Regions from separate parts of the Homo sapiens genome. Here region 1 is linked to region 2. The links are chromatin loops, found by intact Hi-C in ENCODE. Cell type or tissue: PC-3. All regions are shown on one strand. Links, peaks and the distances in the headings refer to the core of each region. The heading gives the core; the rest is flanking DNA. Region 1 overlaps DIS3L2 (DIS3 like 3'-5' exoribonuclease 2). Region 2 overlaps DIS3L2 (DIS3 like 3'-5' exoribonuclease 2).

The links. A loop is a pair of places that touch in the nucleus more often than their neighbours do. Peaks named below come from ENCODE experiments on the same cell type or tissue, not always from the same donor. Only the 100,000 strongest peaks of a DNase experiment are listed, where the experiment ranks them.
Region 1: it touches region 2 in a loop (8-fold over the local background); 11 of 110 quality-filtered maps call a loop at or near these places.

Annotation. Positions count from the first base shown.
Region 1 is chr2:232,292,108-232,307,710 of GRCh38, reverse strand. It overlaps DIS3L2 (DIS3 like 3'-5' exoribonuclease 2), which reads right to left. Exons shown (of 21, transcript NM_152383.5): 14 at 7,592-7,671. Among named protein-coding and RNA genes, the nearest start is that of ALPP, 79 kb to the left of the region's middle. RefSeq lists enhancers at 14,157-14,878, 14,879-15,602 and a silencer at 14,888-14,977. In PC-3, for the core only: a CTCF peak has its summit at 6,642; a DNase peak (open chromatin) is centred at 6,470; H3K27ac peaks cover 1,715 bases.
Region 2 is chr2:232,129,673-232,145,275 of GRCh38, reverse strand. It overlaps DIS3L2 (DIS3 like 3'-5' exoribonuclease 2), which reads right to left. Exons shown (of 21, transcript NM_152383.5): 7 at 14,557-14,657; 8 at 8,557-8,804. Among named protein-coding and RNA genes, the nearest start is that of MIR562, 35 kb to the left of the region's middle. RefSeq lists a silencer at 7,143-7,437. In PC-3, for the core only: no CTCF peak of the experiment used is centred there; a DNase peak (open chromatin) is centred at 7,715; H3K27ac peaks cover 2,237 bases.

The sequences.
Region 1 (15,603 bases), core at 5,494-7,993, 160 kb before region 2:
AGCCCCTTGCCTGGTGTCTGCGGGCACTCAGAAGATGGTAGCTCCCATCATGATTATGGTACATGGATCATAAAGTCTAGATGTCGTGAACAAGAGTATAGCCTTGCAATCGAATTCAGCTTCCACAAGTTTGTCTGACATGTTTAATGCTCTTCATAGCTATCACTGTTCTTCACTACCCGGCAAAAAATGGCAAAAAAAAACTGATGTAAGTGACTGTAATTACCACTATATTTAGAGTTAAGCCACATTTTTACAGCTTCTTTTCTCCATGTTAGCTCTTCAGAATTCACAGCTATCCATGAAGACAGTTTCCCTGATGTCATGTGTAATTTAATCATCATGATAATCCTACGGCAAATGAAAAGACAAAGCTGGAAAGAAGCTTGACTCCTCAGTAGCCATGCTCCCTCCCTTCCTAAAGGACTAAATCAGGTCCCCCACCTTCCCTTCATCAAGCATTATTTGCCAGATAGTGGATTAGGCACTGTGGGTACTGAAATGAAAAAAACAAGACCTTGACCTCAAAAGCATCAGGCCAGTGGCGGAAGCCAACAAGCAAACCCACAACTGAAAGGCACAGTGCTAAGAGCTGACATGGAGCAGACAGGCACGGCACAGGGCCACGGGGAAGGCACATCTGACCCAGCTTTGGTGGTGCCTGTGAGGGGTGTGGAATGGCTTCCCAGAGGAGAAATACCTAGCTGAGAGTGGAAGGAGAAGCAGAGGTTACCTAGATGGGTGGGCACGGGGTTCTGGGAAAGAGGGATGTTCTAGAAGCAGAAAATGGCATGACAACAGGGACACGTTGTACGCAGGAGCGTGAGGTAATCTGGTACAGACAGCATGTAGGGTGCCAGGGCAGGAAGACAGGATGGGTCTGTATGGCAGGCAGGTGGGGTGGGATCACAGGGCTGGCTGCCTTGCTGCTGAGGAGTGCCCAGTCCCTTCCACTGGCACATGGGCCTCTGTTGGCAGCATCAGCGTTTATTCAGCTCTGTGGCCCCAGGGCCTAGAACTATACAGGTATATAGCAGATATTCTCTATACATTTGCTAAATGAGTGACCATATTTAAGTTTATTCAGATCTCCGATTCTGACAAGATAGTAGACTGAACTGATGTGGACCTCCTTCCCAACACAAACACAGAGAACTAATAGATAAAATATACCAAAATAATAATTTAAATATATTATTGAGTATAGAAGAATAATGAGAAAATTCTCAGATGCTTGAAGTGAAAAAAAAATTAAGTCAGAGCTGTAATTTTTACCGTGGCAACTGGGGGCCGGGAGTATCAGACGTTGATACAGTTACAGGAGCTAAGATTTTAATGCATGCAGGAGGCAGAAGACCTGGCCATGGAACTGAAGACCTGGTCATGGAACTGGAACTGAGATCCCCACATAAAGCCAGGATCCTGGGAGCTGTTGGTCTTTGAACAAAGAATCAGGAAGACCTTTCTCACAGAGCAGAGGAATGGCCGTATGTGGCACAGACCAGAGGCATCTCCTATGAGAAATGGAGATGTGAAGCCCACACGGCACATGGGTGAGGAGTCAGAATGTGGCCTACCCAGGAGGTGAGACTCCTAAGCCAAGGAGTTAACATCCAAACTAGCAGGACCTATGAACCTCCCTGGGTCTTGGCAGAACATATGCAAAAGTGATAAGATAACACATCCACAACCCACAGTATGTGGAACTCCCACTAAACACAATCCCTACTTAAGATGATCTTTTTTTTTTTTTTCTGAGATGGGGTCTTGTTCTGTCACCCAGGCTGGAGTGCAATGGCACGATCTCAGCTCATTGCATCCTCTGCCTCCTGGGCTCAAGTGACTCTCCTGCCTCAGCCTCCCGGGTAGCTGGTCTTACAGGTGTGTGCCATCACGCCCAACTAATTTGTGTATTTTTAGTAGATACAGGGTTTCACCATGTTGGCCAGGCTGGTCTCGAACTCCTGACTTCAGGTGATCCTTCTGCCTCGGCCTCCCAAAGTGCTGGGATTACAGGCGTGAGCCACTGCGCACAGCCTAAGATGATCTTATGATAAAAAAACAAGTTGCAAGAGAAAATGAACCACGTAAGAGTGAGTCAATAGACACAAGAAATAAGAGAATTGGTACTCTTGGAACTAGAACTAAAACTCTTCAAATAACTGGAAAGAGGCTGTAAAATAAATACAACCAAAATAATTAGGGAGATAAAAGAAAGAATAGAAATCATAACAGAAGACTAGGACACCAAAAAAATTAATTAATAGTAATAGGCGGATTTTCAAAAGCACCAAACAGAACTTCTGAAAATTAAATATAAAAACCAAACATGAGGACAGGCGTGGTGGCTCACGCCTGTAACCCCAGCACTTTGGGAGGCTGAGTTGGGCAGATCACCTGAGGTTAGGAGTTTGAGACCAGCCTGGCCAACATGGCGAAATCCCATCTCTACTAAAAATACAAAAAAATTAGCCCTGCGTGGTGGTGCGCGCCTGTAATCCCAGCTACTCAGGAGGCTGAGGCAAGAGAATCACTTGAACCCAGGTGGTGCAGGTTGCAGTGAGCTGAGTTTGCGCCACTGCACTCCAGCCTGGGTGACAGAGCGAGACTCCATCTCAAAAAATAAATAAAATAAAATAAAAACCAAATATTCATATTGGGAAGGGTTATTAAGCAGCCGATAGTAAACTGCTACAAGGAGAATAAAGTGACAGACACTTTTGAGGAAGTTGCCTACAATGCAGCATTAACAGATACAGAAATAGAAAAAAGAGAGGAAAGATGAAATAAGATGGTTTCTAACAAGTTCCAGAAGGAGAGATTAGAGAGAACCAAAGAGAATCAAAGATAATAGATAAAAATTTCTAAATGAGAACTATATTGAGTCCTAAACAATATAAATAAAAATGAATCCACTCAGACATAATGTAGTAAAACTGCAGAATGCCAAAGACAAAAATAAGGTCTAAAAAGCAACCAGAAGGAAAAGACACACACACTCACTCAGGCTGCAGAGAGGACAGCCGGGAGGCCAACCAGCTAACGGCAGGAAGAATAGCTTGCAAAGCAGCTCCACAGTCCTGGCAGTGAGAAGGAGGGTAGCCGTGGGGATGGAGAGAAAGGAGCCTTCTGACAAAGCTCCTTGTCTGTGAAGGTCACCACCATCCACACAGTAACTCCAAAGTCGGAAGCATTCACTTTCCTCATCGTTGCTGCCATAGCACTCGATTCCTACCACTGCCAAAGTGCATATCATCCCACAGGGTGCTGGAGTGCGCTTTGCTCCTTATACAAACCCTGAGGGCATGCACTGGGTCTAACGTATCTTTGCCTCCCCCATGTAACACACTGTACAGAGCAGGGGCTTCATAAATGTGTAACTGAATTCTCACAAATCACTTATTCACTCCTGAAGGTCTTGTTCCTTGCCCTATATCCAGAGATCTCCAAACTTCAATTTGACAAAAATGACTCTCGATCACTCCTTGATTAACTGGATTTAGTGTTAAAGACAGGTAAAGTTTTCTGCAACAGAGAAAAAAAAAAAACCAGTCACCACCCGTAGACCCACGGTGGCATCTGCCAGGGGGTGTGAGGCCTCACACCTCCAGATGCAGACTGGAGCAGCTTTTGGGAGGCTGACAGAATAATTCAGGGTGGAGAGCTTTACTAGTTGAACCCAAGGCACCATAGGACAGCTTCTCTCTTTCTTCTAATGACCTCAGAGCTTTAAGAATGTTTACCCGACAGCTGTGCCTCTAGCCTTAGAGAAGGCAGGGTCCAAGTCCCATGAGAAATGGACAAGTCCTAGGGACTGTCCTCCCTGGACCCCAGAGGTAGAGATTAGCCCCTTTATGTGAAAGGAGAACAGGATGACAGAGAGCCAAGGATCAAAATTATCAGGCACCACCCATGGACCCGAGGGCCACATTCTTCTTCTCTGTTGCAGAAAACTTTACCTGCTTTTGATACTGAATCCCGTTAATGGAGGGCTGATAAAAGAATCCAGAAAATATAAAAATGGAGTGCCCATTTTCCGGGCCATTCCATTTGAAAGGAAAGACTATTTGGGAGAACCATCCAACAGCCTCAGCACTTATTCAGAACAACTTTTTCTGCTGATGGATTGAATTTGGCAAACAGAGATGAATGCTAAAGTGATTACAAATTGTACTGCAGGGAATATCCAAAAAGGAAAGGCAGTAGTTTCAATAATCAGTTGTACCAAACTAATACTCAAGCTAGCTTTTTCATCTGTAGAATTTCCTCTCTCTGCTGGTATTGTCTTCATGTTACTTAGCCTGAGACAACATGGGCCCCTTAAGGGTCTGGGCTGAGTATCTTCATTTCCTAAATAACACTATTATGCCAATATTTGGATTCAGGCATTGTAGGGAAAATGACCCTAAATGGAAACAGAGGAACACAAACAGGGAAGGGTCTGGGGGAGACAATAAATCATAGTCAGGATTTTGGGGTCCTCCGTGCTTCATAACTCATGAGTGAGGAGTCTGCCTTTGACAGAGCGTCGTACACAACCAAAGGCTGTGAACGGCAGGCACACCAGCCTCTTCCCTCATGAGTACACTGTTGGCAGAAGACTTTCTGGGAAGATGGAAGTCATGAGCCAGTTTTTCTCTTTGGGAAGAAGAGGCAACAAGCACTTCCTATGGGCATTCTATATGTGAGACTGGTGATGACACACTTCAACATGATATCCCGGCCAGAGAGCCCCATGCAACCCTGCCAGAGAGGTATTATTAATCCTACTATTAATAATTAATTAACAATTAATAATTAATCCTACTATTAATCCTACTTCATCCTATAGATGAAGAAACTAGAGGCTCAGGCCGGGCGTGGTGGCTCACGACTATAATCCCAGCACTTTGGGGGGCCAAGGCAGGTGGATCACCTAGATCAGGAATTCAAGACCAGCCTCGCCAATATGGTGAAACCCCATCTCTACTAAAAATACAAAATTTAGCTAGGTGTGGTGGCAGGCACCTGTAATCCCAGCTATTCGGGAGGCTGAGGCAGGAGAATCACTTGAACCCAGGAGGCGGAGGGTGCAGTGAGCTGAGATCATGCAATTGCACTCCAGGCTGGGTGACAAAAGCAAGACTATCTCAAAAAATAGAAAAAAAAAAAAAAGAAGAAGAAGAAAATAAATGAAACTAGAGGCTCAGAGAGGTTAGGAAAGTTGTCTAAAGATTGAGAATGAACCCTAAGACTGACTCTAATACAAGCAAGAGAGAACCAGAGAAAGCAGTCACCAAAGCATTTGATCACCATACTTTTTTCTTTTCCTTTTTTTTTTAATTATTATACTTTAAGTTCTAGGGTACATGTGCACAACATGCAGGTTTGTTACATATGTATACATGTGCCATGTTGATGTGCTGCACCCATTAACTCATCATTTACTTTAGGTATATCTCCTAATGCTATCCCTCCCCACTCCCCCCACTCCACTACAGGCCCCGGTGTATGATGTTCCCCTTCCTGTGTCCAAGTGTTCTCATTGTTCAGTTCCCACCTATGAGTGAGAACATGCTGATCACCATACTTTTCTAGATCATGGCTCCTATCTGATTTCCTACACAAGTATTTTCTTTTAGAGGTCTTTGGGGGCCAAAACTTATTCATATTTATAAACCCTAAGTTATCTTCTTACATTGCTTGGTCTGATAATATGCTAGGAGCTATGGATCAACCAAGACACAGAGCTAGGCTGGGCATGATGACTCACACCTGTAATCTCAGCACTTTGGAAGGCTGAGGCAAGAGGATGGCTTGAGCTCAGGAGTTCAAGACCAGCCTAGGGAACATCATGAGACACTGTTTCTATTAAAAAAAAAAAAAAAAAAAAAAAGAGCTAGGCTATTTTCTCTTCTCACAGTCAAAGACAACATAAGTTGTTGCCACCAGATATGTGAACAGCTAAGACATAAACTTAAAGGACAGAGAGCTGGTGTCCTTCTCCCATTGAATAAATACTCTTCAACCTTTTCCCAAAGAGCAGAGAGTCCAGCAAGAATTGTTAAAGGATGTCTGGTCAATCCTTCCTATGATTAATTAGGGGTACACACCAGTTACTATGGCATTCTCCTAAAGATAAATTACAAACAGTCATCATGTCTTGAAGGTAATCCCAGTGGAGATGTGGTAACGAGGGCACCCGGTAGCCTCTCTTCTACCCTAAACAGCACCAGAGGTCTTGAGGAAGGCCCAGGTTTCTCTTCTGGAAGGTCATAGACAGTAGACAGTTCTACTGGCATGTGCCTATTTGTTTCCTTCCACTGAATAAAATTAAACAGCCTGGATATTTAGACAATGAGACCAGAGTACATTCTCCTTAAGTCCAGGATGGGACTGCTCTTGTCATTGACTGGGGTTTCTAAGTAAAAATACGGGTCACTTGTTTTCCTTCTATTCTCTCCCCAGAGTAAACATGATAATGTTGACTCTGCTTCTCACAGCCGTGGTGAGTCACCCTGAGTGAATTACTTTAGTTCCCTAGACCTTAGCTTCTGCAAATATGACAATAATAAAATAACACACCGGGGTTGTTATGAAGATTAAATGAGATAACAAATGTAAAGTCCCCAGTACTGTGCCTAACACATAGGAGGTGCTCAATGGTAGCCGCTGTCATTACCATCATTGTCATCATCGGGGCACAGTTCCTGTGCCTCATTCACCACCACTTTCACTGTCTCACAAACGAAAATACACAGTCAAGGAGGCAGTCTGTGGCTGGGTGTGGTGGCTCATACCTGTAATCCCAGCACTTTGGGAGGCTGAGGTGGGAGAATCGCTTGAGCTCAGGAGTTCAAGACCAACCAGGGCAACATAGGGAGACCCTGTCTGTACTAAAAATTTAGAAAATTAGCTGGGCATGGTGGTGTGCACCTGTAGTACCAGGTACTCGGGAAACAGGTGGGAGGATCACTTGAGCCCGGGAGTTTTGGGCTGCAGTGAGCCACGATTCTATCACTGCACTCTAGCCCAGGTGACAGAGCAAGACCCTGTCTCAAAAAAAAAAAAAAAAAAAAGGAGCAGTCTATGATGTGGAAAGGAGGTGCTATGAAAGTATGCAAGGTGCCACCTTTCCAACAAGGGCACCAATTTAAATCTCTGTAAGTACCCGGAAATCTCCCAACCATTAATATAAAATTTACAAGGTAGATAATCACAACAAAACCCATAAACCTAAGTATAGGCAGATAGTGACTGAGAACTACAACAAAGCCAAAGTCACACAGTGAACCAAACAAGCAGGCACATGACTGGAGACCAAGAGTGGGGAGGGTCTGGGGGACATCTGCAGCCTTGAAAGAAGGTCTGCTTCAGCATCTACTTCTAACACACCACAACTGCTCCTCTGCAAGTGCTCCAAGTTCTATACTTAGGGGCAAAGAGATCTTACAAGAGGACTATTTCTGTGCCAGCTATTTTCTAGTATAGTAGTAAAAGGTGTATTCCCTTCCTGACAACCACTTAGCAATGGAAGCTCAGTGTCAGAAAGCCCACAGGCACCACTGCTGCACACATGTGAAGTGACACTCTTTCCCACTGAGTGGCTTACTTGTTGCTCTCGCGGTACTCATAGATATGACATCCTTGAGGCAATCCGGTCTCGTGGTCCAGAGTGAAAGCAAGCTTTAGCTGAAGAGAGAGAGAAGAGAAAAAGAAGTTTTAGGCAGCATGCTCTATTCATTCCAATAGCTGAAATGAAAAAAATAAAATCAAACGAAGTCACACTCCCTCAAGTCAATGTGTTGTGGAGAACCTGGGCCTGCCCACTCTGGGAAGAGCCCACACCTTACAAGGACCCCATCATCAATGATGACTGTCAGCAAGACTCTACTTGTTCATTCAGCATGCAACCAATACGTTTATTAAGCACCTATCTTGTGCTAGACATGAGCTAGCTGAGAGGGAAAGAACAGTGACAGCAGACTCTTTTCATGGGTCTTACCGTCTAGCAGAGAAGACTGACAGCAATCAAATGATCACACCAATGAATGTGCATATATGTGTAGAACTTCAAATTAAAATAGGCTCTCTGAAGCAAGAAAAAAATCCCCATGTTTCCATGAAAGTGAAGAGCCTGACCTGGATAGAATGGGTAGAAGGGAAGGCTCCTCTGAATCAGGAGGAGGAGGGATGGGGAGTGGAGAGGGTTCTCCTGAGGAGAGAGCACAGTGAGTGCAGAAGCCCTGGGGCAGGAGCTGCAGGATGGCTGGTGAAGTTGGGCGCTGATAGATCCAGGGACATGGTGGGTGACTCTGGGGAGGACCTTCTTGGCCACACTGGAATTTTTGGCCTTTACCTTAACAGCGAAGAAAAGAAAAAGAAGGAGTAGATGAGGTAATCAGAATTCTATTTTGGCAAGACCCCTCTGGCTACAGTGCAGACTGCAGACCACAGACCACAGAGCAGAAGCAACATCCTGCAGGAGGCAGCCACTACAGTCAGGGGAGCGGCCAGGGGGGCTGGGATAGAGTGAGAGAAATGGACAATTTGAGGTACATTTTAGAAGTCGAATCAACAAGATATGCTGGTGGATTTGATGTTGGCAGTGGTAAGGAAAGAAAGGAAGAACTCAAGGACGGTTCAAGATTTTGAATCTGAATCACCAGTCAGGTGGCTGATCCACTGCTGAGAGAAAGACTGAATTTGGGGACTGATAGGGAGTCAAAGGTTTGACTTTGGACATGTTAACTTTGAGACACTCATTAGCTTTCTTCAGTTATGGAAGATCAGGAACAGGAACTCTGGGAAAGTCTTGGTTTCTTTCTGGATTCCAGAGGGCAGTGCTCAGGTGAGTGCTGAACTTCCAACAGAGCTCAAGGAGGTGCAGCATGCCCTGCTAGAGCCAGTTGGTTATGACAGCTTTAACATTCCAAATGCAAGCCAACTACTATGTTTATAAATTCACTGGGTTTTTAAAGCACTAGGGAGATTTTAACTAAAATTAACTGCACATTAGGAGGATACATTATTATAATTTTTTTTTTAACTACAAGGCTGCGAACACAGCTAATGATCTGCATCATTAGATACTGGACGATTTTTCTCTTCCTTAGTGGGAAAGGAACTCACAGGAATGGTTTGTCCTCTAACTGACCCAGATGAAAACACAAAAGCAGAAACAAGCCCTTCTCGACCATCATGAAGCCAGAACTTCAAGTCAAAGGCATGTTTGCCCTACAGAGCACCACTTGAATCTTCCCAGCCCTCTCCTTTGTGAAGTAAAACATAATTTTAAAAGCATCTATTAGTTACAACCCTTTTCTCTTTACCTCTCTCTTTGCAGCTGAGGTCAGGTCTATATTCATTCTGTCCATTTTGAGTCTGCATTGCTTAGAAATTTTCATATGATTTGACTCAGTGATTTAAGTTATGAATTTATAGCTTAGAAAAATCATCAGAAATGTAGGAAGAAAAGTTTTATTTGCAAAACTGTTCCCCCCAGTGTTATTTATTGGAAAGACTAAAAAGTCCAGCAGTGGCAAAAGGTTAAACAAACTATGCTATAGTCACACATGGAATAGCAGGTAGTTGTTACATGGCTTAGGGAGAATTTTTACTAACCCAGGAAAAATAGGTTGGACAGATGAGATAAAGCAGGATGCACACTTGATTATACAGTGTACCATGAAGACTATGTAAAAAAGGACAAAGACTTCCTAGAAGAAAGACTGAGGCCAGATGTGGTGGCTCATGCCTATAATCCTAGCACTTTGGGAGGCCGAGGCGGGTGGATTGCCTGAGCTCAGGAGACCAGCCTGGGCAACATGGTAAAACCCCATCTCTAGTAAAATACAAAAAATTAGCTGGGTGTGGTGGCACGCACCTGTAGTCCCAGCTACTCAGGAGGCTGAGACACGAGAATCGTTTGAACCTGGCGGGTGGAGGTTGCAGTGAGCCCAGATTTTGCCACTGCATTCCAGCCTGGGCGACATAGCGAGAGTCTGTCTCAAAAAAAAAAAAAAAAAAAGACTTGGAAGGAACATACCTAAACAGCAACAGTGCCTATCACTAGCTGAGAGGTTCCAGGTGATTACTTTCTTTGCATTTTCCAAATTCTTCATAAGCATACACTGCTTTGACAGAAGACTAATAGGTTTTCCTCCTTATTTTATGACTGGTGATTCTTACAGAATTCTAAGCCCTCCTGGGTTTCCTGTGTCTTTTGGTCCCAGTTTTCTGGACAGCTGGTCTTAGCTGAGTGTCTTATGCCTGTCCTACTAGCCACTAGACCCAAGAAGTATAGTATTCAGCTTCTCAATCAGTATCTAAGCATCCTTCTTGCTCCCTTATCATGAAAGGTGTCACTGGGTCAGAGAGGACTTAGCCACTGGGCTGGCACAGGCATGCAAGGGAGATGAGCTGGCAAGGCAGGCTGCACGTAGGAGTGTGTGAACTTCACTTCACCAGAAGAGAGAAGCCATGGCAGGTTTCAGGGCAGAAAGACCAGCTCTGATGGTCAGGTAGAGAAGGGCTGAAGTGAGAGAGGGCATAGAGAAATGCCTTAGAGGGGGCTGCTGCAGTAGCCCAATGAGATGATGAGGATTTGGCTTACGGAGGTGCAGTGGCGTTGGAGACAGCTAAGAGACAAGACTTGGAAGTACATACACATCTAATTATGTGCCAGTAACATCTGGCATCTGCCTCCCAGACCCCACACAATGCTGTGGTGACCAGCACTTAGTCCTTAGTCATGAAGGAACTATGGGAAATCTAATTGCAGGGGGAGTCTCAAAGTCAGGAAACTATGTTCACACCAACTCAACAATAAGGCAAGTCAGCAGAGGTGGTGATAGGGTAGGGGAGAGAGAGGACTGGAACAGAAGAGCAGTCATGTTTACTAAATGGAGGACTCACATTTATTGAATGCCTACTGTATTAGTCTGTTCTCACACTGCTAATAAATACATACCTGAGACTGGGTAATTTATAAAGGAAAGAGGTTTAATGGACTCACAGTTCCACATGGCTGGGGAGGCCTCACAATCATGGTGGAAGGCAAAGGAGAAGCAAAGGCAAGTCTTACGTGGCGAGAGGCAAGAGGGCTTGTGCAGGGAAACTCCCATTTACAAAACCATCAGATCCTGTGAGGCTTATTCACTACCACGAGAACAGCACAGGGAAAGCCCACCCCCATAATTCAATTACTTCCCACTGGGTCCCTCCCACAACATGAGGGATTACTAAAATTCAAGGTGAGATTTGAGTGGGGACACAGAGCCAAACCATATCACCTACCAAGTAAAGGCTTTCCTTTATCCTGACAAAAACCACTTAAATTAGGTATTGCTATTTCCTTTAAACAGATGAGGAACTTGAGGCTGAGAAAGATTAAGTAGTTTGAGCAAACCACAATTAGAACTGGAATTTTAACCAAAATCCATGCTCCTTTCACCTCACCAGCATTACAGGACTTGGTGATGGTCTGGAGATAAAGTCAGTGAGAGAGGGAAGAGTCAACAAGTGTTCAGGATTCTCTGGCTCAGGCTGCAGGGCAGATGCTATTGCTACTCACCCTGACAAGGAAGAAAAACAGGTTTGGGAGAAGAGTTTGAGTTCAATCTGAGATTGCGGATTCTAACATACCTGGGAGGCATCTAGTGGAGATGGCCAGTAGGCTGCTGAACATACAGTTCTGAAGTTTATAAGCAAGATTGTAACCTGAAGGGATAAGAGAGCCCTGGATAGAATCCTGAGAAACACCTGTATTTAAGAGCTGGACAACAGAAACTGGGGAGTGGCTATGGAGTTCTGAGTTCTGACATTATAGAAGCCAAAGAGAGAACATGCCTCAAGGAGGGCATAGTCAGCAGCGTTAAATCCTTCTAAGAGGTCAAGTAACAGAGAACATTCCCAAACAAGGAATCCTTTGGATCTATCAGAAAAGACTCTTGCAGGGAGTGCTGGGGGCAGAGATCGGGGTGACAGGTTGAAAAACGAATAGAAAGCCAGGAAATGGCAATCATGAGTGAATACAACTCTTTTAGCAAATTAGACAGTGCTAGGGAAGAGGCAAGATTCATGAAATGGAATGGGAAAGGATGAGAGGATGTGAGAGTGTACTGAAGGTGTTTGAAGGGAGTATATTTAAAGATGACAGAGACTTGTTTCAATGCTGACAGGAAGAAGGCACTATGGATGGTGGAGTAGAAGACATTAAGAGAGACAGAGAGAACTGCAGATTCAAGGTCTCTGAGATGACAAGGGATTGGATCCAACACAAAAGTGGAACCCCTTTCTTGGCTGCAAGAGGAAGGAAGATGGGCAGCGATAACAGTAAGATCTGTGGATTGGGCAGGGGGGATTTAGAATGTCCTAGTATGATTTTTTAGGTTCTTTCCTGAAAATTAGGACACAAATTATCTGCAAAGAATGGGGAGTGTGATGGGGGAAGGAGTTTGAGGAAAGTGATGAAGGTTTGAAATTGCTCCTTTGGAGAATAGGAAAAACAGTTGACCTGGGCAGAGCATAAGGATTGCCAGGGAGTATTGCCAGGGAGTATTCGGAGGCCACAGGATCTGAAGTTACTGTAGCAAGCATCTGTCCCACTGTTAATTTTTTTCTAGCAACTTAGACATTAGTGTGAAGAAAGTTAGGTTGGTCCAAGCTGAATATCTGCCAGGAAGGTATGAGGGAAGAATAAGGGGGTAAGGGAGTGGAGATACAATACGGCAGCATATGGACCAGGAGACCTACGGGGGAACAGGAAGGAAATAAATGGGAAAGAGGCTGATGGGAAGAAAACAGAAGGAAGCGGCTGGGTGACAGATGTCTGGAATGGAGCTAATATTTATTAAGCACGTCCTCTGTCCTAAGCATCTCTCACGCTGATCTTATTTAATCCTCGCAAGAGCCCTGCAAAGCCGGTTCCTACCTCTATGTTACAGGAGAGTTTATTAAGTATTTGGCCCAAATTACCAAGTAAGTGGCACAGCTGAAGTATGGTCCATGTTGCTAATCACTGGGTGTAGTGTCTGAGAGGTCAAGGAGAGGAGTGTGGGAGTCACTGGATAAGGGAGTTGAAGGGGCTGAGGCCATGGTCAGAGAGCAGGCTGTGTGTCTGACCTTGGAGATGGCTGGTCAAAAACAAGATCCAAAAAGAAGTCAAGGAATGGAGAGCCAAGGGTCTGGGTAGGGATAAGGGTAGGGGATCCTTCATGAGGACTGAAATTCACCCAGGATGATGGTATGCTGTTTCCACAAAGTATGTCCCTACTGGTGTGTAGGTGCTTACCATGTACAAGGTTCAAAAGATGAATGAATGGGTCCATCTGGTTCCTGTAGCAAACACGGATGCATAGCTAGCAGGCATTTCCTCCTTGCTAAGGATGGCCTACTTTCACTCAGCTATTCATTCCCCTGTCCTGCTCCCCATTCTAGGGGGTCCGGGGGGAAGCAGACCCAACCTCTAGCTCCAGGGCTGGACGTGACAGCTCTGAGGTAAGAAACCTAAGCCAATCAGGGCATGGCATTTCCTGGCCCTAGAAACTGGTTCAGGAATGGATGTGTGACCCAACCGAGGCCAATGAGGTACGAGGGGATGCTTGTTGAGTGCTTCTGGTCATGCGGGCCAGAACTGCTGCAACCAGCTTGCCACCAGCCTGAGAAGGGAGCCAAATCATGGAGGACACAGACTCCAAAGACTGACAAAGTGGGCAGCCAGTGCCTTGGTGGAGGCAGGCCTGGTCCCTGCCACCTCCGGGCCCTCTACTGCCCTTGTGTAATTTGTGCTCATGCTTCTCCTAAGGACACTGACACACAATGTATCTTCCTACTCCCTTGGCTATGTTCTCCTAATCCGCTCTCTAGAACATAGCTGTTATTTTCCTGAAGCATAAACCTGGTAACACTTCCCTCTTTAGTACCTTTGACGGCTTCCTGCTTTTGGAGATATGAAAGTGAATTCAACACAGCCCAGGCTCGCTGAAGGTTGGTTGTTCACATGAACAAATATGGACAGTAACAGAGCAATGGAAAGAGGTGGGCCTGTGCTCGGGAGGGTGTGCCAGCCAGGGAGGCCCTCAGGACAGACAGAAGGAGTCTTACAGGACAGGGAAGGGTCACTCTCCAGCTCCTGCAGAGCTCCATGCACTCCCCGACGCGGTCCACTTCCCTGAGGGGTTCAGAGCAGACCAGGCTCTCTTAGGCCTCTGTGCCCTTCCTCATGCTCCACCTGCTTCCAGGGGAGCCCTTCCTGCCTGTCCCTCCTCTGTCAAAGTGGCCCTGATCTTTTGTTTTCCCCTTCGCTGGAATGCCAGAGGTATTTCCCCCAGAGAATCCAAGGGTGGCTTCACCAGGTCTCCTGGGCAATCGGTGTCCTTATCACTGTCACAGCAGGTGTCCAATGTCATTCCTTCAAAATAATTTCTTTTTCTTCAGTAAATAAATTCTGCCTCACGTCTGCCTCCTGCTCAGTAATTGCCACCAGATGACCAGCTGTGGCTCAGACACTCTCAGTGTTCAGGTGTTGCCATCTTGTCAGCACCCTCAAGAGGCACAAGCTCCTTCCCTCAACAATGCTCACTAGATACTTCCTAGCTATCAGGCACGGCAAGGAACCAGGCAGCAGCAGCGCTCTGGCCCTAATCACCACCTGCAGGGACCACCCACAGAGCAGCTCAGCTTGGGAAGTCAGCCTGCAAGAATGGCAGCCACTCAGACTTCACAAGGTCTTTCTCTCTCCAGAGGCAGCTGCCATGTCAAGCAGGAGAGCTCACCACTACCCAATCCTTTCCCCAGGAACAGGCTTCCCTGGGTGGACAGTTTCCAACTGCACAACGGTCCTGGTATTGAGTGAAGAGGGAAGGAAGTGAAGGACCCAAGAGGCAACAACAAGGTTGCTCTGTCAGCTTCCACCAGCAGAGGGCGGAAGCCTTCAAAAGGGTTCAGTTAGAGGCAAGGCTTTCATCCCAACAAGGAAAGGGCAGTCTCCCCAGGGCAGAAAATGGGAGAGCCTTCTCCTTTCAGGGGCTCAGGCTGAGGTCACACAGGAGGGCAGGCTCCAGGCGGCCAGAGCATGAGACTACCACTGGGTCCCCTTTGGACCTAGGCCTCCTGCTCTAGGGTGGGGCCCCCAGGAAACTGGCCTTAAGAGAATCGCGTGGGTGAGCTCTAGGAGCCTGGATGAGTTGAAGGGACTAGGACCCTTGGGAGAGGAGAATCTTCCCCAGACTCTGTGGGAACATGGGATGCAGGCCCTGTTGGGGTTGTTGGGCCTTTGAGAGGCCCTCCTTCCGCCCGTCTGAGCTTTCTGGGTAGGATGACAATGGAGACAGCAAGGCGACCCTCCCAGCAGATGGCAACAGGTGGGTAACAAGAATGAGTGACTGAGGACTATGTACAGCTTCCTCAGGCTGCTCAGATTATTGCTGCTTGGGGATGGCACTTTAGGGAGAACTTAGGGGCAGAAACAATGTCCTAGGTAAGCAGAAGGAGGGGTGTCCACTGAGTCTTTTAATGTAACTATTAAAAGATATGTGACCTTATTTTGGATCCCAGCCTGGTGAAGACAGTGGGCCAGGCTACATTCATAAGAATAACCAGAAGCGTGACGAGACAAGACAG
Region 2 (15,603 bases), core at 6,197-8,696:
TACCATTAATAACAGGAAAAGACAACTCACAAACTGGAGAGAAGATAATTTCCATATCAGTGACTGCTAAAAAGATTACTTTCTGGAATATGTATTTTTAACTCCAAAAAAATCAAATGACAAACAGCCCAATTAAAAATGGGTAAAAGCACCAATGTATGCTAAAATGAATGGGTGAAATTAAGCAGAAACAGAATATTACACAGACTCAAAAAATCTTTCCAAAAATACAGTATAATAATTACAAGGGAAAAAAGTAGTAAGTTAGGAATCATGGCAGATGCCTCCTTAACCAGGTGATCAAGGTGAACATCACCAGTATTACTTACTGACATTATGTGCCCCCGATAAGATGCACATCACCTCTGTGGTATCTTTCCCAATAATGTCTAATCTTGATCTAATCATGAGAGAACATTAGACAAACACAAACTGAGAAACGTTTTACAAAATCACTGGCCAGTACTCTTTAAAAGTGTAAAGTTCGTGAAGGACAAGTAAAGAGTAAGAAATGTCACAAATTGGAGAGACTACAGAGACACAGCTAACTGTATTACGGGATTCTGGACCCAGATTCTGCAACTGAAAGAGAATGTTAGTGGAAATAGTGATAAAATCTGAGTAAGACCTATACTTGGTATCATACCAAGATTAACTGCTTACTTCTGATAAGTATTCCATGGTCATGTAAGATGTAAACATAAGGAGAAGATAGGTTAAAAGATATACAGGAACTCTCTGTTCCATTTTTGCAATTTCTGTAATCAAAATTATCTAAATAAAAAATTAACTGTTAAAAAAATGGGTAAAAACATGAAAACACTGTCTAGAAGAGGAAACATGACCATGAGTATATGGAAAGATGTTCAACCTCATCAGTAATTAGGAAAAAAATAACAAAAATCACCCAACGATTATCACTATTTTTACCCACCTGGCTGGCAAAAATGAGTCTAACAAGTGTAAATAAGAATGTGGAGCAATGGAACTGCATACACACTGCTGGCAGGACTAAAAATGGGTACAATCACTTTGGGAATGGTTTGGCTAGAAAGTTGTAAAGTTAAACATGTACCTATGTATGATTCAGTAATTTCCTTTTTAAGTAGAGTCTAGAAAAACTTTAGTTAATGAGCACTGGAACGTTTTCAGGAGCAAAATCCTCTGTTCAACCCAAATGTACATTGCTAAATTATGGTATATTTCAGAAAATGGAAATATTATCGACTAAAATGAGTGAAATATGTGAGTATATTTTAGAAACATGTTAAATGAAAAAAGGCAAATGATAGAAGAATATATATAACACGGTATTTTGTAAAGGTTCAAAAACAAGCAAAACAAAATAACATTTAGGGTTATAAATATGGGTAAATTTTTTTTTAAATACATTTTCATTAGTATATTTGAGATGGTGGTTACCTCTGGGGAAAAAATTATGGTTTAGGATACAGGAGAACAGACAGGGAACTTGAACAGTATTGGTGATGTTATACTTCTTAATCTGGTTCATGAGTTCATGGGTTGGTTTTAGTATTAGGTTTCAAAAATTATAGAAGTGTTACATATATTCTTTTTCCTGTGAAATATGCTTTGTAATTAAAGTTGATAAATATTTTTAAAACAATATTTTAGTCAAATGTATACCAAAACCTTAATAGTGATCGTTTCCGGGGGTGAAACTCTGGGAAATTTTCATTTTCAATAGTACACATTTGAATAAATTTAACAGTAAATATTCAATATGTATGTATTTGGAAAAAATAAAATTTAGAAATGTTTGTTAATTTGATATTTCAATAATAGTTGTAAGAGAGAAAGTTTTCCTCCATAGAGTTATTTATAATGATCACCACTTCAATTTTTCTTCACTAGAGCTCCTCCATGAATACTGCTGCCATTCACAAAGAATGACATTCCAACTGAGTCCTACTGTAAAATTAATCTGAATGGCACTGCAACAATATTCCCAACTTCCTACATATGATAGGTGGGGGCCTTGGGAAACATATAAACATTCTATATAAATAAGCATCAGATCTACTATCCTGGGTGATATGCCTATTAAAAACGTACTGAGGAAAGGGACCAGCTACAGACAGAAAAAAATATAACAAGAAAGTCCTTCAAATTGGCCTCTTTGCCTTAAAGAAAACAGGAACATTAAATAGTCAAGATTAGTGTTCTCAGCCATTCATCATCTTTCCTCTACTAAATATTCTTATAAACTCCTAGTCTTACAACTAGACGATATTTAGAAGACAGTCATGCACTCTTGCAGTGATTACCACTATCGTATTACTACTCTTAAATACATGCTCTCATACATGTTGGTCCAATGTTGGAAACTCCATGCAAACAGATATAATGGCATCACAGCCCTGAGAATGTACAAGTGGGGAACAATCAAACATCAACTATACCGAGGGCCCAAACTTCCAACAATACAAAGTAAAAACGAAGTGTGGCAAATACACTTGTCTTTGGCTGTATATTTTATGTATTATTTTCTATAATCAGGAGAGGGAACGAGTTATTTTCGCTTCTTATGGCTCAGTACTATGACACAGCAGAAAGTAGCACTTAAGGAATAGGGACTTCAGGAACGGTGTTTTTATCAGTGAAAATAGATAAAAGCATGGAGAAAAGAAGTAAGAGTCAACAATACTGAGTTATTTAAGAAAAGGTCTTGAAATTTAAGAGTGAATTGGTGTTGATATGAAGAAAGCAAAGAGGAAGCTGAAAGGATTTAATGAGTATAAGAGGAGGTTGATGGTTATCTAAGGTCCTCTAACATCATAATATTTTCAAGAAGGTGCACTAGAAATTGCAGTTGAAGATGGCGACTTTGGAAGAAGTGCCAAAACTGCATGCAGTGCTCATCAAGGAAAGGAACAATTTGGTAACCTAAGCCTGGATCAGGATCATTCTCCTCCATTCCTTTAACTTTTGCTCTGCCTTGACCAGGATTTTCTCAGTGTTGAAGACACAGCTTTTTCCAAAGCTGATCCTTACAGGCCACCAGGTGGAGCCCAACAGTCACAAAAAAAGAGCCCCCTCCTCAGCCTGATTTGCTTTTTGCCTCCTAGCCGGCCAGGTCCATACCCCTTGAAAAGAACATACAAACTCTATAGATCTGGTAATGCGAGTCCATAGCATTATATAACTTGGTTTCTCCCTCAGAGCTATCTTTAAAGAACATGCTCTCAAAAAGGTGAAATATTCCTTTTGCAAAGGGAAAGATTGGATACAGTTATTTTTCAGTTTGCTAATCTTGGAGCCTATGCTTCAATGAAACAAACTAATTTCTTCTGTTTGTTTTTTCTATCAATCTAGTCATGGTTTAATTTTCCTACTAATTACAATTCAATGTATTTAATGTAATTTAATGACCACCTCTTCAATTCCTATCTACCCTGTAAGAAACTGAGTATCTATCAAAACTGAATGGAATGTAAAAGTATTTGCTTCCATGGGTCAATAAATATTGCTGACTGGCTAACAACCACCACAAGGTGAAAAGCTAGGAGACAAAGGTGATACCAGAACAGACCTCCACCCCCTACTTCCCATCTCTACCACAGTCCTCTAAGGTCAGAATTTCCCTTCCTCTGCTTTCACCTCACTCCGTCATCTGCTCCAATGGAACCTGCTGTCCTTCACACTCATTAAAGCCAGCAGCACTGTGACCCATTCTCTGTTTCTCATTTCCACAGCCTCCCATTAAGCCTAGGCAATCCCATGTTCAACCAAGAACTTCTCAGCCTGTAATGACCTATTCATTTTTCCTCCTCCTCCTCCACCCCTCAAAACCACCAGACTTTGCTTGATAAAATAATATAAATGTGTCAATTTGCTCTAGGTCGATTCATGTCACATATCTTCAGCTAGCCTTCAGTGTTGCCAAGAAACACTATTAAGTTCCTCACGGTAGCTGCTGTAAAACGTTTCCATTTTATTCAAGACTTACCCTTAAATAGTCAAGAAGAAACCATGACAAATCTGGGAGAAAGTGACCATGCTATCTCTACGCTCAAGACATCCCGGAAAGAGAAGCTGGAACTGTAAACTCTAGACTGAGGATACCAGATTTCCCAAAGGGCTGAGAAAATATAGGCATGAATTCCACTGCAAGAGTTTCTAAAGGGAAAGATGATTTAAGAGGTTGGGAAGCTCTTAAAACTGTAAATCTGATTATGTAATTGCAGATCATTCCAGCGAAGAAACCAATGTGGCTTTTTAATTATCCTGGACTAGAGTGTAGTACTAAATATTAAAGGTACTAAATATGTTGTAATGTATAACAAAAAACAGTGATCCCTAAAAGCTAGCAAGGGTTCACTTGGGTTTTGATAGCATTACAGAACAAGATTCATAAAAATGTGGGCGATGTGATGTATAGAGAGGTGAACAAGGTTCAACTGAGATCTCTCATGACAATTCTAAGAACAAGATAGAAAATAACTTTATAACAACTGGAAGTCTCCAATGTTGTAATACTCTTTGAGCTGCCCCTAAATGGTGGCCCCAAGGCAGCACTAGGGTGTCAGAGAAGCAATGCTTACAGCAAAGGGGAGGCCAAGCTCCATGTCCTACCTAAGGATCCTTCCAAAGCTACTAACATCATATATTCTATTAATGTGTGCATTCTATTCAATCCTTCTGTTAAATATCTGTGCCTTCTCAATTTGGCGTTCTCCACCTGAGTTTTTATACTTGTTGTATGCCATTGTCAAGCATGGACTTTGAAGTCATAGAACCTTAGTTCTCATCATTTTCTGTTCCAAATTACTCCTTGTGTGTTTTCTAGCTTGATTCATGGTGCAACATCTTCCTAGTCAACCTGGCTCAAGACATTGGGGTCATCAATCCATTTCCATCTACTCATCTGACCAGCTAGCAAATGTTCACCAAGTGTCCTTGTCCTAAAGGAGTTCATGGCCAAGTAAAACAAACAAGCAATTGCAAACCAAACAGATGAGAAATATAATAATAGTACTAATAGAAGCTATGGGAGCACCAGAAGGGAGGCCTGTGAGTCAAGGAACATTTTTTTTTGAGTGGACAAATGAGTTTAAAAGTTGAGTATTTCACCAAGCAAACACTAGAGGAAGGAGAAAGCCACTGTTAGGAAAGGAAGTGTAATGTGCAAAAGTTTGGAACTATGAACATACACACTCAGCTTGGGAAATGGCAAGTTTGATTTTCGATAGTGAAGACCACAGAAGGAACTGAGATGGCTCCCAGTAAATTGTGGTTAAATGCCATCAGCATCCACCCACTCCCCCTAGTCAGAGCCCTGAAAGTTCATCCAAGATTCCATCCTTCTCCCTCATGCCCTATTTCTAATTAGTCATCGCATCTGGGAGAATTTACCTTCTTAATCTCCCCTGAATCTTTTCATTTCTTTTGTTTCCTCCATTGCAACCCTTTATTTCAGGTTCTCCCACCTCATCTGTCTTACTGCAATTGTGTATTATGACCTCCTGCTACTAGGCATGTCCCTTCTCATCTATTCTTTACTCTCAGTCAGAGTGATCTTTTAGCAAAGAGGCCTCTGTCCTATAAGAAATGATCCTGGATTTCCCCCTTTACCTACCTCCTCTAAATTCCCCCAAATTATTCTATTCTATGGAAGAACTTAGAACATTCTGTTTTGTACTGTAGGTAGAACTCAAAGAGATAAGCCATTCAAGCCATCTGTTTTATCCACGCTCTTTCCCAGGAGTCCCACAGCGCTGCAAATTGGGTGTGAGTCATGGATGGGACTCTGGACCCCCACCTCTGCTTGAAACTACTGACGAGGGAAAACACCTGCCTCAAGCTAGACCAGTAAGATTTTCCACCATAGAAATTCTGTATTATGATCTAGACTTTAGTATGTAACTGCCATAGGACTGGCAGTGCCATTTTGGGGCCACGTGTGCTGTTGTGCAGGTAGAAGACTACTGTGCAGAGAGAAGCAGAATAACACAGCTCATGTGCAAAAAGGGGTAAAGAAAAGATACTGTGTGGTGGCTGGGCTAGTCACAGGGGTGAAAGAGAAGCTGTGGTTCCTTTGTTGCCTTGTTAGTTCTGATTTTCTCATGAGACTTCCTCCATTTCCTGCTCTGGTTTTTAAAAGAATCACCAGCTTCTTATATTAATCTCTACTTTTATTTAAATTAGTTCAAGTGGGATTACACTTCTTAGAATCAAATTATCGCTATGATATATACATGCAAAAATCCTTTTGCATTAGACTATAAGTTCCTTAAGTAACGAATCCATAACTTGTTTACCATTGTATTTCTCAGATAATATAGCATAGTGCTTTACACATAGTTGGATCAAAACCAGCCTGGTGAACTAAATGTAACTACAGAAGAGGAAAATGACTTTGAACTTGAATAATTAGAAGCAATTACATAGGCAAAGGAAGTCCGATACTTTTAAGGAGAGAGGTATAGGAGTTGGGAACAAATTGAGAAGGAAGCCACCTTAGCTAAACTTGATTTTTAGGGATAGTTTATGTGGAAGCTAACCATAACACTTTCGCACCCACAGCAGGTATTACCGTCACACTCCTGGTCAAAGCCTGGCAAAGATAAGGGAGGAAACCTAGGCAGTCATAGCACAGCATGTTCTGATTAAGAAAAAGTGACCTCAGTTCTTAAAGATCAGTAACGGATAACCAGAACAAAATGGCAAGGCGACCACCAACATACTCAACAGCTGCAGCCCTCACCCCTCATACAACAGACGTCATTTGAGAAATTCATCAGGAAAACCTACCATGTTTTATTTCTTAAAATAAATTTTCTCTTCTTCACAAAGATTTTAAAAGGCATATTTCCATAAATGACAATTTTTATATCCTTATATTAAGAAGGTAGAGAAAAAGCATGATGTTTCCATCTAAATATGATTATCTTCATTTTTTATTTTGAAAATTACATGATTAATATGTGACTTTTTAAATATTATTTCTTTAAATCCAGCAAATGTGCTTGAGGCTTCAAAGACCTGACTCCCTTTTTGTTGTATTTTACCTTCAAGAAAAGGGTTCCTGATGAAGTAATGGCTCAGCTATAAAAAAAATAAAAATTAAAAAATACCTATAAGGCCATGAAAGTAATAAGAGAAACTCATACTATGAAGATTTCCTGACTACACCCTTACAACTTGAAAACTAAGGAAGTAGTCCAATCAAGTACACACAATGGGATACGACAGAAAGGCAGATAAAAAACAAGGCTGGATTTCCTGGTTTGATGTGAAAGTCTTCCTCTTTTACTGCCAAACAGAGTGTGGCTGCACAATCAACAGGACCAGGTGGCACAACCGTTACTGGGCCTTTTGATTTGATGGTGAGAAACGGGCAAGCTTGTAAGAAGGACTATTTAGGGCTCAAGGGGTTGACATCACTTTTGGATAATTAGTTAGGCTTAAAAATGATGACATTGCAATCACACCACTTGAGAGGAAAAAAAGAAAGTACAACTGTTCCTAAGTAGCTATGAGATCATTTAAATCACACCAATCTTCATATAACTGAAAAAGTGGCACAGGGTAGTGTTTCTTATATATGAAACACTCTTACATATGACACACACATTTGATTTGGCTTATTTTGCTAGGCATAAGAAGCTAAGTATAGAATAAACCTGATAAAAGCAGCACATTGTAGCCATCCATTCAGTGCTGACTCTCCTACCCATAGGACATTCCCAGGAGGGTGCATCCTGTACAAGTTAGATGACCAACAAGCAAGTCATTAAACTAGACTAAAAGTAAATCAACAGGCTCTTTTCTAGATTGTATACCTTTATAGTCATTTCCTGTGAAGCATAAACCAGACATCATCTATAATAAACACTTAACATAGCTAAAACTTACTGCTTTTCTTTCAATATGAATACCAGTTCTAAGAAGAAAATAGGCATAGCATTTGGTCAAACAACTGGGTCCAGCAGTTTCTTCAGATGAAAATGAAGTGGCCATCCATGATGCTCCTGGACTATGTCATGTATATTTAAGTTAGATTGATCTCTGACAGCATCCACAAAAACATGATACCCTTTTCCTTCTTACAATAGGGTAGTTTTTAATGCCACAGGCAAAATCAATACCGAAAAAGAATGCCATTTAAATATACCTTCATGTTCATATTTTAAAGCAAAGGAGCCTGGGGTCTCCTGAATATGCCTAGACTTTGCATGGTTTAACACTAGCATCTGCAAGGAGAGGACTGGTTGTTTGATGCAATGAATTATCTGTGGTACACAAGTACAAATAGGACACATGACATAACTAAATAAGTAGAGGCTCGGAATGTTCATGTTTTACGCCAAAAAACAAAAACAAGAATGTGACTGCCTGGTAATTCAAGGAACATACAGGCAATCAGTTGAGGTGGCAGCTAAGAGTGACTTCTGAAGAATCAGGACCAAAATACACCAGAAACCGTGCTTCAATAAAGAAATAATAATTAAAATACACAAAAAGTTTACCTAAAGACCACCTAAACTGAGTTCTGCCTGTGACCTGTGGTTTTTCCTACCAGAGATCACCTACCCCAGGGCAAAATTGCAGTCCTCCTTCCAGTCCACAATGCGGCAGATGAACAGTGTGTTGGCATAATCTTTAGGCCGTGCCACAAAGTCCTGGGGACAGTCCTTGAGAGGCACATAAATTCTAGGCACTCGGTGGTCTGAGGGAGAAAACAGGGCGTATTTCCTAAACAGTTCGCTGTTCTTATCAGCCAAGAGTTTGAGGAAGCCGGTTGCTGCTCGAGAATGTTTTTTCTCCAAGATGTAAACCACCTAAAAACACCAAAGATATAGTCAATGTTGTTTATCTGCAGAACTGAATTACACTTGGGAGAGGTCAGCAGGTTATAATTTGATCAACTAGCAGGAACCAGCAGTTTTTCTAGGTCAAAATAAGTGCCTCTCAGTGATGATCTGTGACTTAGTAATCTATATTTAAGTTGTAAGAAGTACCTAGTAGGCATACATATCCAAGAAAAATTATGCAATACATGGATGAATTAAATCAAAGTGCTTTTATTACCATGACCTGTGTCTTATAAAGACATGTGGGACTCCAGCAGGGAAGTACAGCTCCAGGTATTTGTTTCACATTATATTTTTCTCACATGAACAATACTAGTATCTCACACAAACAACACGGTAGGTGCTTTTTGCAAAAGTAAAAGGGTTATCAGACATAAATTACTTCTCTTAATTATGTCTTGAATAGCTGAAAGGAGAAATATTTGATCTTCCTTCTTTCCAAGATTAAGCCCAAGCTCTAATTTGACTAGATGAAGATTGAGGCCACCACTCCACCACATACACATGTGATTTCCATCAAGAGAGAAGTATTCTCTGAGAAAGTGAGTCTTCTCCCTCACCACCCCCTCCTCAACACATTCTTCCTGAAGTGCTTCCTTTCCCTACCGTAGCCAGTCTGCAGGCTCATCCCTTCCTCAGAGCTTGCCGACATCCCACCAGACCCCTGAACAAAGATTCAGCCTGCAGTTGAGCTGGCTGCTGCTCTTCTCTATGTCCCTGACTCCATGTGGAATCTCAGCCTGTCTGCAGGAAACCTCCAAACCAATTGAGTGCACCACACCTCTCCCCCAGTCACTCCCAGCTACTACCCCACAGGAAAGCACCTTAGGGCACCCGTCTTCTCATGCAAGCTCAGTCCCAAAACATGCTCTACTTTCTTCCTCTTAACTCTTCCTTCTTCCCTGAAAAACAGCTATTTTAAACAAACTGCTGTGCCCTCTTTCAAGAAGGCTGTGGGACACCCCCCTTCGCCACTCCCTTGCATGTAACTGTCTCTCCTAAGGACTGCCTTCCCCAGCCCATTTAGGAAGAGGATGCTCCTTTTCCCACATACAGCCTCTGAAATGGGTGTCCATGTTTTCCCATGCTGCACTGCCACACCCAGACCTTTACTCTTCCAGCCTCATGCATGTATGTGCACCCTCTTCTGGTTCAGGTGGTCCCCATCTTATTATTATCATCTCCTGGCCTCCTGGTTACTCTGTGAAACCTGGCTTACAGTCTGGCCCTCCCACGTCCATCCAGGTGAGTAACTTAGTCAACATCCTGTCCTCACCTTTCCCTATCTCTTCAACGCCAGCAACCTTCACTTCTATTTGATTTCAGCAACTTGTCCTCATGGCCACACCTCAGCATCATCTGGAACTATTCCAATTCCAACACCTCCTCTCCGATGAATCCACCACACAGCTCGCTTGTTCTCCAGTGCTGCACTCCACAGGCTTTTTCACCACATCAAGACTTCTAGCACCTTTAACCCTTGCCTGTTCTCCAAGTCTGTTATCTACGTCTAAGCCTCGAATCCTTTCCTCCCTTCCCAGAGCCACCGTGTGTGTGTGTGTGTGTGCGCACACACAATACCAATACCACATGCACACTTTTTTTTTTCTTGGAGACCTTGCTCTGTCACCCAGGCTGAAGTGCAGTGGTGTGATCTTGGCTCACTGCAACCTCCGCCTCCCAGGTTCAAGCAATCCTCCTGCCTTAGCCTCCTGAGTTTCTGGGACCACAGGTGTGTGTCACCAGTCACCACGCCTGGCTAATTTTTGTTTATTTAGTAGAGACAGGGTTTCACTATGTTGTCCAGGCTGGTCTCAAACTCCTGATCTTAAGAGATCTGCCCGCCTTGGCCTCCCAAAGTGCTGGGATTATGGGCGTGAGCCACTGCATCCGGCCTTGAACCACCATATTCTATCACCTCAAGTCCTCTTACCCAAGCTGTCAAATGCCTTATCTTCTGGTCCTTCCACTAACCCCACCCTAAAAACCCTCAGTCCTGCAACATTTCAGCCACCAGTATTCTCTAACCTTAAACGCAAGGTATAGAGTTGATCAGAAAAGAAATTACAATTGTACAGATGGACAGCATTATACATTGTTATACAACTTTTGCTAGAACCTTAAATTCTCTGAAGATATATTTTCACCTGTCCCCATTCTGCACAATCTCTCCTTTCATCTTCAGTCTCTTGATCCTCTCCTAGGGCTCCAGTTGTCTGAATGTTCAATCTTCTTCTTGTCCCACAACTCCCTGAGGCTCTGTTCAATTTTTTTCAGTCTATACTTTCTTTGTTCAAATTGGGTTAATTCTACTGATCTCCTCAAGTTCACTGATTCTCTGCTGTGTCATCTCTACTACTGAGCCTATCCAATAGTGTTTTTACTTCTGTTATTGTACTTTTCAGGACTATACTTCTCATTTGGTCCTTTATATAATTTTTTTTTTTTTTTGAGACAGAGTCTTGCTCTGTTACCCAGGCTAGAATACGGTGGCACGATTTCAGCTCACTACAACCTCCGCCTCCTGGGTTCAAGAGATTCTCCTGTCTCAGCCTCCCCAGTAGCTGGGATTACAGGTATGTGCCACCACGCCCAGCTAATTTTTGTATTTTTTTAGTAGAGACAGGGTTTCGCCATGTTGGTCAGGCTGGTCTTGAACTCCTGACCTCAAGGTGATCTGCCCACCTTGGCCTCCCAAAGTGCTGGGATTACAGGAGTGAGCCACTGTGCCCGGCCTTTTTATAATTTCTAACTCTTTGCTGAGATTTTCTATTTTCTCCAAGGTTTCAAGAAAGTTTTTAATTGCTTATTGAAGCACTTTTATGATGGCTATTTTTAAATCATTGTTGGGTAACTGCAAGACCTCAGTGTTGGCATCAGATGATTGTCTTCTCATTCATGTTGTGATCTTCCTGGTTCTTGATATGATTGGTGGTTTCCAATTGTATCCTGGACCTTTTGGTTATCATGTTAAGACACTCTGGGTCTCATTTAAATCTTTTATTTTAGAAGGCAGTCATACACCCTGTTGGGGTTTAACATGCAGGTCCTGACCTACTTTTGTGGGCTGTAGTTTCAATGACAATTTCCTTGGAAAATAGCCTTTGCAGTGCTATCTTGGTATGTTTGGTTTATATGGTATCACTGGGGCTCCCGCTGGTCTCTACTGGTACTGCCTATGTGGGTGGCAAGAAATTCCCCAAGCCAGGCCACCTGGTCTAAGTATGGAATGGGGATCTCCAGCCTGCAAGGACAAAGAGGCTTCCCATTTTGGGTTTCTTGTTGTGGCAGGATCACCTTTATTGGTGCTACCTGGCTGCCCAGTGTTTCTGAGTGGGAGAGGGAAGTCTCTGGCCCACAAGGATAAAGAGGCTTCCTGGACCACACACCCATTATGACCAGATCTCCCTTGCTAATGCCACCCAGCTGCTTGGTGTCTCTGGGTGAAGAAGCAAAATTCTCTTGCCTGTGAGAACACAGGGGCTTCCCATACTTGACTGCATGTTGTGGCCAGATCCCCTTTCCTGGTGTTTTCTGGGTAGATGTCCAGTGTCTCTGAATGTTCAGTGCCTCTGGGTAGACGAGAGTCGCAGTCCCACAGAAACAAAGAGGCTTTCTGGGCCACTTCTAGAATCCTTCTTGTTGGAGCCACTCAGATACCTGATGTCTCTTGGTGGGAAAGAGAAGCTGCAGGTCCGGTGAGGAAGGAAACCCCTTCTCTTAACCACTTACGGTCATTAGGGCTCTTTACAGGTGCTGTGGATGTTGCTGGAGGGATTTCTGTTAGATATGGGTGAGAATTAGTCTAGCTGGGCCACCCTCTATTGCTAGGTTGGCATTCAGAAACACTAGGCCTGGGCCACCTTCTGTTGTTGCTGTTGTTGGTGGGGGTTGTGAGGTCCCTGCTGTTATGTTGTTTCTCTAGTACTGACATAACTAGTTTGCCTTCCTCTTTTCACCTTTCAGAATTCTCCTTTGGTTGCCTCTTGTTTTTTCCAGGGTTTACAGTTATCCTCAGTGGGAGGAGCAAGAAAAAATAGGTCTATGCCATCTTGTCTGAACTGGAAATTCCTGTTTCTTGTTTTAATGTTTGACAGCACGGAAACGTATAAAGTAGGCTGACATTACTACATTACTTGCAATTCATATAATGTTAATTGTCATGGAAATGACTCTACCATAGCATAAGTTTCGCAGGCAAGTGCTGTTTGCCTTGTAATTTTTGGTTGAATCCATTAAAAACATTATCCAAAAGAAAGGGAGATAGGGAAAAGGGAGAAGGGAGAGGGAAAACATGTTTGGAGGGCAGTAGCAAATCAAAGAACACAGGTTCCAGGGCTGCCTCTACTCAGCTCTGACTACAGTCATTTAGAAATTTGGCCCAGTGTTACCAAATGTTTTGTTTTGACAAGAGAAGCCAAAAGTCTAATTTTTAATGTGAACACCCCCACCCCCGCCCACCGACGACTCTTTTTTTTTTTTTTTTTTTTTTTTTGCTGAAAGCCATGAAGTCAAAATTTTTAAATACTGCACAGGTCAAACAAAATAGGTCTGTGAGCCAGATCCATCCCCAGGCTTTCCATTCATTCTAATCTCCCACACTTAGCATGCTGCCTGGAGCACAGTTAGTACTCAAATATATAGAGTATAATTTAGAAATTCCTCATGTCAGTATGCAAGAGCAATACTCTATTAATCAACTTGCTTGGTAGAGTAAGCACACTGCATTCCCATATGAAACACACTGATGGATGCTTCTGAAACATAAAGCCTCATGCCATTATGCCACTTTATACGTTGCCCTTCACCATTTCTGCCACTATGAGCTATGTGCACAGCTAGAAGTCAGCTGTGTTTAGTCGAGCATGTTGGCTCACACCTGTAATCCCAGCACTTTGGGAGGCTGAGGCAGGCAGATCACGAGGTCAGGAGTTCGAGACCAGCCTGGCGAAACCCCATTTCTACTAAAAATACAAAAAATTAGCCAGGCATGGTGGTACACGCCTGTAATCCCAGCTACTCAGGAGGCTGAGGCAGAAGAATCGCTTGAACCAGGGAGGCAGAGGTTGCAGTGAGCCAAGATCGTGCCATTGCACTCCAGCCTGGGCAACAACAGTGAAACTCTGTCTCAAAACAAAAAAAAAAGAAGTCAGCTGTTTCATCCCACATCTGAAAATGACACTAGCTTCTATAATTAAAGAATACAAGTGAATTGTGCAAAATGGTGAAATAGGAATATAAAAACAATTGTTTCTATAACTAAATTGAATACTTTGGAAAAACTAAAAAAGACATTAAAATTATTTTTAAATTAGGTATGGGCATGGTAACAACAAAAAAATTGGAGCAAAAACTGTACAAATCTGAAGAGAGTCTATATTCATACTGCTTCTCCACTGTCTAAATTCTCACTCCACCAAAACTCAAAGTGATAAATGCTGCATTACAAGTGTGGTTTAAGCAAGAAAGATAACACAGAACTCCAATCAACATACCCACACTCAAAGAAAAGGCCTTGACCCCTTATCCAAAGGCAGGAAGATGGATTCGTATTTATATGTTTAAAGTTTTTTTTTTTTAATTCACTTTTTATGATTCTCTGCTCTAACTTTTCTGATTAAATGACCAAATACAGTCCTGACTGAATCACACGAGATCTTCAACAAGTAGCTCAGGTGAAAGCCATTTGGACACGTGGAGAAAATCTGTAGGCAATGACCTTTGCTGATCTTTGCAGGGATTTCTCCGATAAAGCTCTTGTGTCTTGTGAAATGCAGGTGGTCTCATCTTTTGTAACCGGTGCATCACCATCCTCTCTTCCTACATTAAAAAGATAAAGAGAGAAGAGGAGTCATCAACCAGATGCATATCAATTAGTGGGATTTTAAAATTCAATCTAGAAAGATGCCTGGATACCAGTTACCCCAAACTACTCACTTTACAGAAGAACCCCAGGCCGCCAGTGGACCTGTCACATACCAGTATTATACTCAGGCTGAGCACTCAGCCTCAGCAGACCACATTTTATCTACTTAACATTATTCACATACTATCATAAATATCATACAACTGGAGAGCATCAAACTATGTTGAATTAAACTAAATAGCCTGTGTGTCGAAATTCCAAAAAACTAGATGTTAAATGCTGCCCCAGCCCAAAATGAAGAATAGAGATAGGTTAATTTATTATGCACATCTGCTGAAATAAAACAAAATCATAATAAATGTTAACTTTTAAAAGTACTTTGGTACCAGCCATAACAAACAAAATGGTGGAAAATAGATTATATTTATTAAATAAATAAATTTAAAAACCCAACCCTGATTTTCCTGGCTTTTTCTTAGTGACATTATATAAAGAGTAAAGTACTTAAAGTCTTTTAATGTTTAATTTCCTTTCTTAAAAAACTTACAAAACGCACATTCACCCAAGAAACTGAAACCACATCTCCTGAGGAAAGAGGCAGTTAGGCTCTCTACCAGAAGTATTAAAAACACTCATGAACAAAAGCAGCAAATTACACACTTCTAAACATTTAAAATTTTGAATCTTTACTTGTTACATTAGATTTCCCCACAAAATATTCTTATCCAACTATGTTAGGGATTCTGGATTCTAGGGGTCACAACCAATTTACGTGGGAGCCTCTCCAGAGAGCTAAGAGAAACTTGCACTTATCATCATTTAGATGTTGCCAAGGCCAAAGTAAATAAATCAATCCTTTTCAGGACTGGCTGCCTTTTAGCAAAAACTCAGCTTAAAGCC